Regions from separate parts of the Homo sapiens genome. Here region 2 is linked to region 1. The links are chromatin loops, found by intact Hi-C in ENCODE. Cell type or tissue: K562. All regions are shown on one strand. Each heading gives the region's core, and the rest is flanking DNA. Links, peaks and the distances in the headings are about the cores only.

Region 1 (8,342 bases), core at 214-8,213:
CACTGAATCCCCCCTTCAACCTCAGAGTCAGCCTGCTCTCCTGGGTTGCTCAGCGCCTCTCCTGGACCCCTACTTAGACTGCCCCTTCCTAGGCAGTTTTCCTTCCTGCCTCTTCCCCCAGCCTCCTATCTCCTTAGAGAACTGGTATAAGCTAAAGTGCTTTTTCAAAATCTCTATTATGTGTATTTGCATTTTAAAGGAGGTTTCTGGACAGGGCAATTCAAAGATAGAACTCTGGAGCATTTAGCCTGGGAAGATGGGTGTTGTGCATTTGGGGGGTGTGGAAGAAGGAACTTTTGCGCAGAGAGATTCTTATCACTCTTACAGTCATACTGAACAGAGCCTGGGAGGCTGGCCCTGACCAAGAGCCCCAGGGCCTCCAAGACCTTTGGACTAGGCTTGGCTGTAGGTAGGGAAAGGCTATTGCTATACTGTGGGAACCCCTAGGGGCTCTTTACCTAACAGCTGTGATTAATGAGTTGAATGGAGGAGGGGATGACTTCCTTCCTTGGCCCACTCAGAGTTCCCTGGAGGTGACAGCCACTCCAGGCACTCATCTCTGTGGCAGGCACCCCGTGGGAAGAGGTTGCATCAGCTCCAAGGTCTTTTCAGTTGTATCAGGTGGTCCTTAAGAACTGTATGTGGTTGAGACTCTGAACTCCCGGACACAGCAGAGAAGCAGAAAGTTGCCTTCTCAAAGGGGCACGTGTTCCCTGAGCTGTTTTATATCCCTGAGCTTTCCTGTGTCTTATGATTGTTTTCCCTCTGCCCCCTCCCCAAATATCCATTACGGACACTTAATCTTGTGTTAATTATGTATATGTTTCTGAGCCTACCAAATTCATCTGCATGTAGAAGTTTACTTTTATCCCATGTCATAGTTGTGGGGGCCAAGGCTCTTGGTCCTGTAAAGGTTTGCTGAAAATCACTGAGATGAGGCAGGTTGATTAATTGGAGAAAAGGCATATACGCTTATTTAACGTGCATTCACAGGAGCCTTCAGCATGAAGACTCAAAGATACAGGGGAAATTGTCCATTTTTATGCTTAGGTTCAACAAAATATGGACAGCCATATGGGAATATGATTGGAGGAAAAGCATAGATCTAAGTCTAATAGAATGAGTGGGGAAGCCCAGCAAGAGCTGCCTGTCTAGATTCTCCCTGGCCTCTCTGAGCGCACATTTCTTCCTTCTGGGTGTGGGGCAGGACCCTCTCTGGAATGGGGGTCTTATGACCTACTATCAAACAGGGTAGGTCAGATTATTTATTTATGGCCAGTTTTAATTTTTATTATTTATTTATTTGAAACAGAGCCTTGCTCTATTGCCCGGCCTGGAGTGCAGTGGTACGATCTCAGCTCACTGCAACCTCCGCCTCCCGGGTTGAAGCAATTCTTCTGCCTCAACCTCTTCAGTAGCTGGGACTACAGGCGTGAGGCACAACGCCTGGCTAATTTTTGTATTTTTAGTAGAGATGGGGTTTCACCATGTTGGCCAGGCTGGTCTTGAACTCCTGACCTCAAGTGATCCTCCCGCCTTGGCCTCCCAAAGTGCTGGGATCACAGGCATGAGCCACCGTGCCCAGCCCATATGGCCAGTTTTTATACAGATAGGGTGGAGGGAAAGTTAAACTAATATTTTTAGGTTTTATGGCTGGCTTTGGAAAAGGCTTCTGGTTTCTATGGCTAGCCTCCGAGGAGAATGGGACTGAGAGACAGGAGGGCAAGAGAAGGTCAGAGAAAATCATTTGCTTCTGAGGCTGCTGCTGAGGGCTTCATTTTGGGGTGTTGTTTTCTGAGCCCCAGCACAGTCTTTCTGGGAAGGTGGGAGGGTACCTGACTCCTTTTATTGTAGATCCAGCTAAGACTCCATGGCTGTCCAGAGCTTTCTCTGTGGTTTTCTCATGGTAACTGCAAATGGTGAAAGGAGGATATTTGGCAGGACTGTGCTCAAGGAATAGCAAGATAGAAGAAATGCCTGACCACTGTCCTCCCAGAGGTAGAATATTCCCAGGGAAATGCCTTTCTTTGTCAAAGTCTCTTTTCTTTTCTTTTCTTTTCTTTCCCTCCTTTCCTTCCTTCCTTCCTTTCTTTCTTTCGCCAGCTAAGTATATGCATGTACTTTTGGACCTGGAGAACAATAGAATGTACTGTTGTATTTTTATTCTCTTTGATTTTTTAAATTCCAGAATTTTCCTTTTCCTTTTTTGGGGAAGAAAAAAAGTAAAATAAATAAACTGTGATGATTTGACATTTCCCTGTAGCTTCAGAAAGGAAATTTATATAATACATATCTGTCTTTGGCTGTTTTCTCCCTCCAAGGTCAAGTTTGGTTTTTAGATGTGGCTTATAATACTTTATATTGTTAGAGGGTTTGAAACTCATCAATATTTGAACAACATCCTGAATTGGATGGTATGTGGGTTGTGTTATATTTGGCCTCTGTGTCTGCCTCAGAGGTGGGGGTTTTAGGATGGATTGATTAACACAGAATGTTAAGCCTAATAATGAAATTGTGGATGGTTCTGAGCTTGGAGCTGTCTATTCAGACTTTCTGCCACTGAACAGTGTGGTGGCTCCATTCACCCCATGCTGCTTTTTCTAGACTCGTCTTCACTTACTACTCACAGATTCCAATTTCTATTCTTGCCTGAACAGAGGAAGGGAGCCTTGAATACACAGGCAGGATTAGGCACATGAGTGGATAACCCACTTACAGTAGCCCACTTCCAGACAGCCCAAATTCTAGAAGAGCATCTAAAGAGGGATGGGTATTATTTCAATTTATTTCCATTTAATTCTCTGCATCCTTGGTCTAAGCACAGCTGTGTCACTGTGGTGATGTCCCTTGCCTATTGGGGATGATGATGGGAGCTGGGATGGCATATGGTAATAACAGATACCATTTATTATTGAGCATCGACAGCAGAACTAAGAAGATGTATGTGGGTTATCTCTTTAGTCCTCACAGTAACTCTGCAAGGTGGCATTTTCTTCATGCGGCAGATGGGAAAACCGAGGCTAAGAAGGATTACTCAACTTGCCCCAAACCACACAGCTTGAGTAGCAGGGCTACTCCAGCTAACTCCAGCTGTCTGTGCGCTTTCAACTGTTACCCCGCTACACCTGATCCCGCGGGCACAGGGCATGCGCGGGCGGTGTGGGCGCGTCGGGTCCTTCTCCCTTTGTCTGCAGTGAGTGATCCGCGCGCCCCCTGCCTGAGCCATCCCGGCTTTGCTTTGTCTGTTGCATTGTTGGCGAGACCTCTACTGCCTGAGTAGTTTGTTCAGTGCACAGTAAAGAGCTCTTTAGTTTTATTGAAATTATGTTTATGTTAAAATTATGTTATCCAAAATCTTGGATTACAGAGCAGCAGAACTGTTTGCAAGGACTACTGTTTAGTGAGTTGTTACAGAAACACCTTGTAAAATAATGAGTTATGTGAGCTGGAAGAATCAAAGATGTGGAACTGGGCAATGTAAACAATTTATTCCTGCCAGTAACAGCTGTAAAATGATGATAGCGCAAGTCTCTTGACTTTATTCCCTTACTCTGATTTTTATTTTACAGTACATTCACTTCTAGATCTTGTTGCTAGTTTTTAAGAAAATTTTAATTTTTTTTTTGAGACAGGATCTTGCTCTGTTGCCCTGGCTGGAGTGCAATGGTGAGATCACAGATCACTGCAGCCTGGAACTCCCTGGCTCCAGCAAGCCTCCCACCATAGCCTCCCAAGTAACTAGGACTGCAGGTGTGTGTGCCACCATGCCCGGCTACTTTTTTTTTTAGTTGAGATGTGGGGGAGGTGGGGAGGGTCTGCCTATGTTGCCCAGGCTGGTCTTGAACTCCTGATCACGATGGATCCTCCCACCTCAGCCTCCTGGTGTTAGAACTATAGGTGTGAGCCACTGCTCCTGGCCATAGATCTTTTTTTTTTTTTTAATACCTCACTCAATTTTTTAGAATTTTTTTTTTGTATCAAACATAATGGATTTCACATTGTTTTAAAAAGTAATTGGGAAGGAATACTGTTTCAGAGGACAGCTTACAGAAATCTCTACTATATGACACAGTTTCTTGTTGGTAAACACCATTAAAAAAGTTCAGAAGATTCCATGAGAACTTATAAATTACCTATGGTCTATTTAGAATCCTAAACAAATACACAGTGATTTACAGTGAACTGAGAGAGAAAGATCTAGGAAGAAGAAATTTTAAATTTGCTTGGCTCTTTTCTTTCCTTTTCTGAGACAGAGTCTCACTCTGTCACCCAGGCTGGAATGCAGTGGTGCTATCTCAGTTCACTGCAACCTCTGCCTCCCAGGCTCAAGCAATCCTCATGCCACAGCCTCCCAAGTAGCTGGGATTACAGGCATGCACCACTACGCCCGGCTAATTTTCTTTGTATTTTTTGTAGAGACGAGGTTTTACCCTGTTGTCCAGGCTGGTCTCAAACTCTTGGGCTCCAGTGATCTGCCTGCCTCGGCCTCTCAAAGGGCTGGGATTACAGCACTGAGCCATCGTGCCCGGCCCCCGATTTTATTTTCAAAAATACATTTAGTGACAAAACATCACTTTCTACCTACATACTTAATTTTGGTTTCTCTCAGTTTTATTTTGTTTTTGACACATTTAAATTCCCTAAATACTGTAATAAAAATATTCTAAATACATTCTAAATATTTTAAGCCATTTTTTCCCTCTCTCCCTCCTTCCCTCCCTTCCTCCTTCCTTCCCTTCCTTCCTTTCTTCTTCCTGTGTTCCATCTTTCCTTCTCCCTTTCCCTCTCTTCTTCTTCCTTTTAATCACAAGGTGCCTTCCCCTGTTAGGAATGAGACAATCATTTTGTAAAAATATTAATTTAAAAAATTTGTTTAGAGATGTCCTTTGAAATGAAGCTTCCATACTTTTCATACTTTGGAATTTTTCAAAAATATTCGTCTTGAAGGAAGTCTTGTTAAAATCTAAAGGACCGAGAAACATATTTTAGTTCTAAGGTGTTTTTATAGAGACTCTGATAGCAAATGAATGGAAAGAAATACTGCTTTATGCACTACGGAAATGCAATGATTATCCTGCTGCCAACGTAACCTGGAGTGATATATAACCACCTCTCCCTGGCCTGGGAGATTAATGAAATGACTCTAATTTTGGCAACCCTTCCCACCAAGAGTGGGTAACATAACTCTAAGTTGATTTGAGCAAAGGGCAGAGCAAACTTTAAACAGAGCATCATGGCTTCTACTCACTTTGGTGACATTCGGAGTGCTATTTCAGCCCTATTTGATGAAGGTTGTCTGGGACCTCCTCAGCCTCTGTTTCCATGCCTGTACCAAGATGACACTGTGACTGCAGTCCAACTTGCCTCCTCTGTCAGATGACACGCCCTTCAGATGATTGCGTTCGCCAGTTAATAAACAGTCACTTTTTGAAACGGAATCTCTCTCTGTTGCCCAGGCTGGAGTGGTATTATCTTGGCTCACTGCAACCTTTGCCTTCCAGGTTCAAGCAATTCTTCTGCCTCAGCCTCCTAAGTAGCTGGGACTACAGGCACCTGCCACCACACCCAGCTAATTTTTGTATTTTTAGTGGAGACGGGGTTAAGCTGTGTTGGCCAAGCTGGTCTCCAACTCCTGACCACAGGTGATCCACCTGCCTCGGCCTCCCAAAGTGCTGGGATTACAAGCATGAGCCACCGTGTCTGGCCCACTTGGTGTTTTGATCAGTCTTATAGGAATGTATACCTTGTGTTTTAAGATTCAACCATTTTTTTGGTTACTGCTTCACTTCTACCTCTTTCAGTTATTCATGCTACCTAAGTCAAAAGGGGCTTCTCCTTTGCAGCCGGCCCATAAGATAAGACTCTCAAGGCGATCTGCTTCTGTGGTAGCTAAGAGAATGAGCTTTGGAGGCTCACTGGCTGGGTTCAAATCTGCTCCCATCAGCACCTCATGAGGGTGTTAGAATGATTAAATGAGGTGCTATGTGCAGGAAAACACAGTGCCTACCACAGAGAAAAAGGATTTTAGTGTGTTTTTTTTTTAAACAAAACCTTCTGAATGTTTTGGTTCAATGGTTTTCTTCTAACAGCTTATATTATATTATCAGAGCCCATTGATCATAATGGCCAATAACATCATGAAAGGAGACATGGCACTTCTGGTGGAGGAACATGACCCCTCCAGTAAAGCTGTCCTGTCAAAACATCAAGCCCATATCTATTCAAGCCTCCGTGTAACTACCACTTCTCAGAAAACAATAGGGCACAGGCGGCACAGCCCAGAACGTGGGAACCCCTAGAACAAATGACTCAATGTCTTCAGTAAGGGAATAGCCAGAAAAAGTGTGTGGGGAGGGAACCTCAGATTAAAATAATGTCAATGGGATGGCAGCCAACTGCCACATGTGGACAGGTCCATTTAGGAGACAACTGGGAAAAGTAAACATTGACTGGACACTTGATACAATTAAAGACTTATGGTTAATTTTTAGTCGTCTTTTTTGTTTTTTTTTTTCTTTTTGAGACAGGACCTCACTCTGTTGCCCAGGATGGTCTTTTCTCAGGCAATCTGCTTGCCATGGCCTCCCAAAGTGCGGGGATTACAGGCATGAGCCACCACACCTGGTCAATTTTTTTTAGTAGTGATAATGGTTTTGGATTGGTTTTTAAAAGGTCTTTATTTTTAGAAATGTGTATGTAAATATTTTAGAAATATGCACTTAAATATTTATTTCAAATTTACGGATGAGATGATATGATGTCTGAGTATAGAGGGAACGAGAGTGGCACCACTGCCTTGGTAATTGTTGGAGCTGCCTGGTCGGTAGATGGTGGCTTATCATGCTGTTCTGTCTACTTTTATGTATGTTGAGATTTTTCAGGAGATGAACTAAAAATGATCAAAACAAAGCAAAATAACTACAACAAAAACAACCGTGCCAAAATCTAGTGGACCCTCAATATAAAGCAGCACATTCCCGCAGTTCCTCCACCTGCTTTCTGCTCAAATCATGGTGCCCGTTTCTAGGTCATTGATTACAAGAGGTTTCCTTACTAGGGCAGGTGATTTCCCCTATCATGGTTTATTATCCTTAACAGAATTTGAGAAAATGGCTGTTTCAGGTTGGTTGCTGTCACGTGCCTCTGAGGTCAAATACTGCTATCAGGAGTTGACAGTTGCTATTTGGCTCAAAGTACTTGAGGTCATGGTCACTCCATTATCTTTCTAAGACTGCAATTTTTGAACCTGCCTTTACTGGATATCAGGTGCTCGGTTGGTTGTCTTTTTATAGATGGCATCAATATCAGGTGGCATATAAAAGCTTTCCCAAACCATGATTGCCTTATTAATCAATTCATAAAACTGATCAGGAAAGTGTTAGGGTATCTATTAATGTAGTAGTTAGGAAATAAATCTAAACCCTACCTTTCTCTGATAAGTAGGTTTTAAAAAAGGAATGAGGATGAAGTTCAAACAAATGCATCTTATTATTTAATTTGCTCTTCTCTCTTTTGACCTATAATTTTTGCTCCATGCAATGTCTTCAGTTGGCAACTAAAAATATTTCTCTTTTCTGAGTGCAGATAGCCATAATTTGACAGTGTGGGTTCCTTTTGTTATTGCCTTCATCTTGGAGAAACTGGACATAGATTTTGGGGTTATTAAAATAAATTTTGAGCTAACAGATTAGATATTTTTGAATTTAAAAAAATCAATTCAAATGGCCAGGTGCAGTGGCTCATGCCTCTAATCTCAGCACTTTGGGAGGCTGAGGCGGGCAGATCACATGAGCCCAGGAGTTCAAGACCAGCCTGGCCAACATGGTAAAGTCTCATCTCTACTAAAAATACAAAAATTATCCGGGCATAGTGGTGTGCGCTTGTAAGCCCAGTTATTGGGGAGGCTGAGGCATCAGAGTCACTTGAACCCAAGAGGTGGAGGTTGTAGTCCTGGGTGATGGAATGAGACTATGTCTCAAAAACAACACAAAACAAAACAAAACAGCAATTCATTTGGCTTAAATAAAATTCTGTCTTCATGCTATCACATTTAATGAAGATGGGCAGCATGCATCTTTCAGAAATACTAATCAGTTTATCAGGACTCTGGACCAAAACATTTACTGTTTAAGTCAAATAAAATACTTATCTTATTAAAATCACTATGTTGGCTGGGCACGGTGGCTCACTCCTGTAAACCCAGTGTTTTTGGAGGCTGAGGAGGGAGGATCGCTTGAGGCCAGGAATTTGAGACCATCCTGGGCACACAGTGAGACCCCATGTCTAGAAACAATTTTTAAACATTAGCCAAGTGTGGTGGCACATGCCTATACTAGCTACTT
Region 2 (8,342 bases), core at 103-8,102, 210 kb before region 1:
ACACTCACTACAATTTAAGATTTACCACATTTATAAATTTAATTTATTAGATGTTGAGTTACTTGTTAATCAGACAATTAAAGACCTTTACAAGGGAAACAAATATATTAAATTCACGAATGAAGTTTAAAATGTTTAGAGGTGATTAAGTTAATGGGATCAAACATTAATCAAATGCCTTTTTGGTTGTTAAAGTTTGCTAGAGTTATAAATGGAATAAGATCACGTGTGATATTGTAAAATATGTATTTGGTCATCATCCCCATTTCCTGGTATAAAATTCTTAAAATCCTTAGAATCTCCAAAGTGATTTTTTTTGTATGCTAATGAGTTGACTGGTGGCTGGCAGCCCCTAGGTAGCTTCAGGAAGGGGCTAGTCACTGGAAAGACCACACCCTGATTAGAGGGTCAGTACTTCCAGCCCCATTCCGCAATTTCTGTGGGGTGGGGAAGGGCTGAAGATTGAGTTGATCACCAATGAACAATGGTTTAATCAATCATGCCTACATAATGAAGCCTCCATAAACACACAAGAGGACAGGGTTCAGAGAGCTTCAGGATAGCTGAACATTTACAGGTGTATGGAGGGTGGTCCACCTGAGAAGGGCATGGAAGCTCCATGCCCCTTCCCCCATGCCTCGCTCTATGCATCACTTCATCTGTATCCTTTGTACCATCTTTCTGATAAATGTATCTGTTTCCCACAGTTCTGTGAGCCACTCTAGCAAATTATTTGAACCTAAGGAGGGGGTCATGGGATCCCCAATTTATAGCTGATCAGTCAGAAACACAGGTAAAACCGCCTGAGCGGAGCTTGCAATTGTCATCAGAAGTGGGAGGAGGCAATCTTGTGGGATTGAGCCCTCAACCTGTTGGATCTGACACTGTCTCCAGGTAGGTGGTGTCAGAATTGAACCGGGGACGGGCGCAGTGGTTCATGTCTGTGATCCCAGCACTTTGGGAGGCCAAGGAGGTTGGATCACTTGAGGTCAAGGGTTCGAGACCAATCTGGCCAACATGGTGAAACCCCGTCTCTACTTAAAATACAAAATTAGCTGGGCGTGGTGGCCCATGCCTGTAATCCCAGCTACTCGGGAGGCAGAGGTGGCAGTGAGCCAAGATTGTGCCACTGCACTCCAGCCTGGGCAACAGTGAGACTCCATCTCAAAAAAAAAAAAAAGAGGAATTGAACTGTGGTGGAGAACACCCAGCTGGTGACAGCTGCAGAATTAACTGGTTGCTTGGTGTGTGGGGAGAAACCTCCACACCTTTGGTCACAGAAGCCTTCCATGTTGACTACGGAGTGAGAGCAGAAGAAAAATTTTTTCCACAGAGTTAGGAAAACTTTAAAAACTAAGGAATAATTATACTCTTAAACTTGTAACTTTAACAAATCAAATATTCTAAAAATAGCATCAAAACAATATTTTCTGTTCACAAGAACTACTCTTGGAGGCGTACACACACACACAAACCACATAAACAATTATGACCAGGCCAGGCATGGTGGCTCACGCCTGTAATCCTAGCACTTTGGGAGGCCAAGGCGGGCAGATCACCCGAGGTCAGGAGTCCCAAGACCAACCTGGCCAACATGGTGAAAACCCATCTCTACTACAAATACAAAAAATTAACCAGGCATGGTGGCACATACCTGTAATCCCAGCTACTCGGGAGGCTGAGGCAGAAGAATTGCTTGAACCTAGAGGGGGAAGTTGCAGTGAGCCGAGATTGCGCCACTGCACTCCAGCCTGGGCAACAGAGCGAGACTCCATCTCAAAAAAAAAGAAAAAATATATATATAATCATTTCTGCCTCTCTTGGTATAATGTCCTTATGCTGGGGAAAGATATTTTATTCTGTGTCTTATGGACTATCTTCTCGGTTCTTTGTATTTAGGGCTGTAACGGGAGCATTTGAGGAACATTTTGCTTTCTTGTATTTGTGGTAGATGTACTACTACACCAGCTTCATAGGGCTGTTGTGGAGTTTAAATGAAATAACCCGGGTAAAGCTCTTGTGCTGGGTCAACAGTAAGTGTTCAGTAAATTGTAGCTATTATTATAACTTGATCCTTTTCTCCAATCTCTCCTGTCTCGAAGCTAAGTGCACTTAGTTACATACACTAAGGAAAGCCACCTCCACCCCCTGTCCTTCCTCCATCTCTTGGGAAAATTGCAAAATCCACAGAGAGTAAAAATGGAAGTTGCCTGGACTTGATGTTCAGAAATTTTAATTAACTGATAATATACATAACATTGTGTTCAAAAACACTTTGCCTTTACATTTACATGAATGGTTCTGCCTTCTTGGGAAACCTGTCACAGGAAATATTTGCAATGTAGGGAAGATAGTTTTTATCTTTCATCAAGCAACTAATAATGGGATGTAAGAAAAAATCTAAACAAATGACAATTTGGATTTTGATTTCTGATCTTGTGATTATAATTACTGTTTCTTCAAAAGAATGAAATATAGATTAATGGTGAATAAAATAACCACTCTTGAATATCAATCTTATATAGTTTTTCAAAATATTTAACCTATGCACGCCTCTCCAAAAAAGACTAGAAAAACGTTTTGAGTGACCTTACCTGTTTGTAAGACGAAAGGGTTTAACTTCTCATCCATCCACCCACCTCCTTATTCTTGTTAGTGGACTACTGTTCTCCCAGTTAACACCCCAAACACGCTAACTTTGGCACTTCCTTTGACCCAATCCCTTCCTTTGATCCACTCAGGTCCAAGATCCATACATTTCGTCTTGGCCAGATCATGGTGGAACTCACCTTCTGTGTTCTATTCTCCTGCAGACACTCTCAACTCTCAGAATCCTACAGTAGCCTCTCTACAGTGATCCAATTTACTGGTTTTTCGAACGCCTTTAGCATCAGAACCCTTTCTTCAAATGAACCCCATTTATAAAACAAAGAAAAACACAATTCCATTACTATACGTTTATCTGATGAATTCAATTTTGTAGCATTTGCTAATTATAGAGAAATCAATGACCATTGGAAACTGTTTTGTTGAACACCAAGATTTGAAATCAGGGATTTGTGAAAGATCGTTGGACTCTCCTATCAGTTTCAACATCCCATTTTTTTCCCTCTATTTGATTGCTCAATATTAACAAGATTCCAATCTACTCAGAGAAATATTTGCAAATGGTAACAATTCAGACATATGAAAAAGGAGTAGTTGAAATTTTTGTTTCAAAGTTGAAGCACTAAGGGCATCTCACATCCTCACATTTTATCACTTACAGAAGTTGCAAGTAAGAAGACCAATCCTCACTGTAAATGCTAAAGTGTCTATAATGGGAATTATCACCACACGACTTGCTACATGTTCATTTGGCTTTACACGACTGACAGGAGCACACACCCAAGCAGAGGTAGGCACCTTGCCCAATATTCCCCAGGACCACCAAGGGATGCTCTGCAGTGATGTCCTGCTCATTCTGCTCTACCAAAGTAACTTCATTCCTGGGAAAGAGAAAACAAAAACAAAAAAGCCCTTGCATTATCAAAAGCTACATTTTAAGGCCTAACGTGGTGGCTCATGCCTGTAATCCCAGCACTTTGGGAGGCCGAGGCGGGCAGATCACTTGAGGTCAGGAGTTCAAGACCAGCCTGGCCAACATGGTGAAACCCCATCTTTACTAAAAACTACAAAAATTAGCCAGGCGTGGTGGCGCACACTTGTAGTCCCAGCTACTGGGGCAGCTGAGGGAAGAGACTCACTTGAACCTGGGAGGCAGAGGTTGCAGTGAGCTGAGATCAGCCACTGCATTTCAGCCTGGATGACATAGTGACACTCTGTCTCAAAAAAAAAAAGAAGAAAAGAAAAAAGAAAAAAAAAAGCTGCATTTTAAAAGCATTGGTTTCAATGGTGAATTTTATTTTATTATTATAAACTAAAAATAAATTGGTTGATTAAAACTGACAAAAACAAAACAAACCTTAGCCATTACTGAGCATATCAAACATAAACCCATTCCCAATCATCTAATTTCTAAGCTTTTGATATAAATTGCAGTATGGTATAATTGGCACCAACACTCAACCAAAGAACAAGAGACCAGTAGAGAAGCCATCTTCTTGCATGGAGAAGCTGGGTTTTTTTTGTCTTGGGTGGGTTTGGTTTTCTTTAGTGCTCTGCATATAGCCTTTAGTACCTGTACACGTGGTACTAGTTCTGGATATTGGGTGCATTATAGTCTATAACCATGTGGAGGTAGTAGAGTACGGTGGTTAAGGCTCAGGCTCCAGCGCTGAAAAGCTTCTGTCTAATCCCCAAATTCTTTAGGCAAGTCACTTCATGTCTCTAAGCCTCAGTTTTCTTATCTGTGAAATAGTACCTATCCAACAGGGTTGTCATTACGAAATAATAGATAGAAATTACTAAGTCCAGGACTGCAGCAGAGTAGGAAAGAGCTTCATAAACATGATTTTGATGTCGTTGTTTTTAGTGCACAGCTCATCTTTCCTAAATAAATGGTTGCATAATATCCAAATCTCTTTATGACAACTTTTGCAGAAGAAAGTATACTTATACTCATTTATACAATTTTCTGTGAATGGACATACATAGGACTAAGTTTTTTTTTTAACAACCAACCTATGTATATGTATGAAATTCCTCTGAAAGGATGAACTTTGGTGAGGAGAAATAAGGAGGTAAGGGCAAACATGAGAGGAAGATTGCTTTTTAATGTATATCCTTTTGAACCATTCAAATGTTACGTAGAGTGCATTCAACAATGTATAAACAGGCCAGGCGCGGTGACTCATGCCTGTAATTCCAGTATGTTGGGAGGCCAAGGCCAGAGGCCTGAACCCAGGAATTCAAGCCTAGCTTGGGCAACATAGTGAGACCTTATCTCTGCAAAAAATAAATTAAAAAAAAAAATAGCCAAGCACAGTGGTGCACACCTGTGGTCCTAGCTTCTCAGCAGGCTGAGTTGAGAGGACTGCTTGAACCCAGGAGGTGGAAGCTGCAGTGAGCTGTTATCATGCCACTGCACTCCAGCCTGGGTGACAGAGTAAGACCCTGTCAAAAAAAAAAAAAAATATATATATATATATATATATATACACACACACACACACAGACAATATATATATATTTATATATATACTATATATTTCTCTATATACACTATATATAATATATAAATATATGTATGTATATATTTATAAGATATACAAATATATGTATGTATATATTTATAAGATATACAAATATATGTATGTATATATTTATGATACACAAATATATGTATGTATATATTTATAAGATACACAAATATATGTATGTATAGATTTATAAGATACACAAATATATGTATGTATATATTTATAAGATACACAAATATATGTATGTATATATTTATAAGATACACAAATATATGTATGTATAGATTTATAAGATACACAAATATATGTATGTATAGATTTATAAGATACACAAATATATGTATGTATAGATTTATAAGATACACAAATATATGTATGTATAGATTTATAAGATACACAAATATATGTATGTATAGATTTATAAGATACACAAATATATGTATGTATATATTTATAAGATATACAAATATATGTATGTATATATTTATAAGATATACAAATATATGTATGTATATATTTATAAGATATACAAATATGCGTATGTATATATTTATAAGATATACAAATATGTGTATGTATATATTTATAAGATATATAAATATATGTATGTATATATTTATAAGATATATTTATATATTTTCTATATATTTATACAGAAAATAGAGTATAGTACATAAATAAATATTTATAAATATTTTATTTATATACACAAATATATATATCTATATACACAAAGAGACAAGCACTGAAGGTATTGTAGGGGCAGCAAAACTCCACCTCTGTCCTCTTTTAGGCTGGGCTGGAGAATTAAATTGACGTAAGACAGATTAACAGGATGAAAGCATGCAAGTTTATTTAATACAAGTTTTACATGGCATGGGAGCCCCCATAAGGAAATGAAGACCCAGAAGCAGTTAAAGTTATTTTAACAAGGTCTGTACAGAAGTTTCTCAGTCTCAACTTTCTATCCTTGATAAGAATGCTGCGGGGGTGGCCAGGTGCAGTGGCTCATGCCTGTGGTCCCAGCACTTTGGGAGGTCCCAGCCGAGGCAGGAGGATCATGAGGTCAGGAGATCAAGACCATCCTGGCTAACACGGTGAAACCTCGTCTCTACTAAAAAATACAAAGAAAAATTAGCCAGGTGTGGTGGTGCACACCTGTAGTCCCAGCTACTTGGGAGGCTGAGGCAGGAGAATGGCGTGAACCTGGGAGGCGGAGCTTGCAGTGAGCCGAGATCGCGCCACTGCCCTCCAGCCTGGGTGACAGAGGGAGACTCTGTCTCAAAAAAAAAAAAAAAAAGAATGCTGTGGGGGTTTTGGGGGGTTTCGTTTGTTTGTTTGTTTGTTTGTTTAGAGACAAGATCTTGCTATGTTCCCCAGGCTGGACTCAAACAATCCTCTCACCTCAGCCTCCCAAAAAAATGCTGCATCTTTCACATGAGAATTTCATCTCCTGCTTTTAAGAAACTGAATGAAGGTCGTATTCTTTTTTTTTTTTCTTTGAGACAGGGTCTTTCTCTGTCACTCAGACTAGAGTGCAGTGGCACAATTATGGCTCACTGCAACCTTGACCTCCCAGGCTCAAGTGATCCTCCCACCTTAGCCTCCCAAGTTGCTGGGACTACAGGCACAAACCACCATGCCCGGATAATTTTTGTTTGTTTGTTTTGTTTTGAGACAGAGTCTTGATCTGTTGCCAAGGCTGGAGTGCAATGGTGCAATCTCAGTTCACTGCAACCTCCCCCTCCCAGGTTCAAGCAATTCTCCTGGCTCAGCCTCCGGAGTAGCTGGGATTACAGGTGCCCACCACCACACCTGGCTAATTTTTGTATTTTTAGTAGAGATGGGGTTTCACCAGGTTGGCCAGGCTGGTCTTGAACTCCTGACCTCAGGTGATCATCCTGCCTTGGCCTCCCAAAGTGCTGGGATTGAAGGCGTGTGCCATCATGCCCAGCCTTTTTTTTTTGTAGAGATAGGGTCTTGCCATGTTGCCCAGGCTGGTCTTGAACTCCTGAGTTCAAATGATCCTCCGGCCTCGGCCTCCCAAAGTGCTTGGATTTGCATGAGCCACCACGCCCAGCCAGGGGTGTCATATTCTTAACCCATTCAATAGAAACAGACAGCTCACAAAAGAGGAAGTACCAATAACTAATAAACATAAAAGGAGAATCCATTTCCCAACAGTTTAGTAAAAAAAATATTTGAGACAGGGTCTCACTCTGTCTCTGTTGCCCAGGCTGTAGTGCAGTGGTGTGATGATGGCTCACTGCAACCTCAACCTCCCAGGTTCAGGTGACTCTTCCATGTGTCTCCTGGGTAGCTGGAACTACAGGTGCACACCACTACACTTGGCTAATTTTTTGGATTTTTCATAGAGATGGGGTTTTACCATGTTGCACAGGCTGATCTCAAACTCCTGGGCTCAAGCAATCTACTCACTTCAGCCTTCCAAAATGCCAATATTACAGTGTGAGCCACTGACTCCAGCCCAAAAAATTTTTTTAATTTTTATTGTTTTTTTTTTATAGAGATAGGGTCTCACTATATTGCCCAGGCTGGTCTCGAACCCCTGGCTTCAAGCAATCCTCCCACTTCAGCCTCCCAAAGCACTGGCATTACAGGCATGATCCACCACACCCAGCCAAGTCAAAAAATTTTTGCATTGAGAATATCATATATTGACAACAGGTAGTTTCATGCTTTGCTCGTGAGAGTATAAATTGGAAAAGCAATTTTTAAAATTTATTTATTATTATTTTATTTTTGAGACAAAGTCTCGCTCTGCACCCAGGCTGGAGTGCAGTGGCGCGATCTCGGCTCACTGCAAGCTCCACCTTCCAGGTTCAAGCGATTCTCCTGCCTCAGCCACCCAAGTAGCTGGGATTACAGGCATAGGCCACCATGCCCAGCTAATTTTTGTATTTTTAGTAAAGACAGGGATTTGCCATGTAGGCCAGGCTGGTCTTGAACACCTGACCTCAGGTGATCTGCCTGCCTCAGCCTCCCAAAGTGCTGGGATTTCAGATGTGAGCCACTGCGCCCAACCTGGAAAAGCAATTCTAGAGAGCAATTTAGCAATGTCCTATTGAAAGGACAGGCAAGCCCCAAAATCGCGGCTTAGCGTGGGAGGGTTCTTAGCTTCACCCAGGAAAGAATTCAAGGGTGAGCTGGTAGTGTTAAACAGCAACTTTTATTGAAGCA

The links. A loop is a pair of places that touch in the nucleus more often than their neighbours do. Peaks named below come from ENCODE experiments on the same cell type or tissue, not always from the same donor. Only the 100,000 strongest peaks of a DNase experiment are listed, where the experiment ranks them.
Region 2: it touches region 1 in a loop (6-fold over the local background); 12 of 110 quality-filtered maps call a loop at or near these places.

Annotation. Positions count from the first base shown.
Region 1 is chr7:26,073,947-26,082,288 of GRCh38, reverse strand. The region is part of intron 1 of LOC105375199 (a long non-coding RNA gene); the gene reads left to right. Among named protein-coding and RNA genes, the nearest start is that of NFE2L3, 74 kb to the left of the region's middle. RefSeq lists an enhancer at 3,073-3,142. In K562, for the core only: a CTCF peak has its summit at 3,222; a DNase peak (open chromatin) is centred at 3,208; H3K27me3 peaks cover 1,788 bases.
Region 2 is chr7:26,281,138-26,289,479 of GRCh38, reverse strand. No RefSeq gene overlaps it. Among named protein-coding and RNA genes, the nearest start is that of SNX10, 6.6 kb to the left of the region's middle. In K562, for the core only: a CTCF peak has its summit at 4,233; a DNase peak (open chromatin) is centred at 4,229.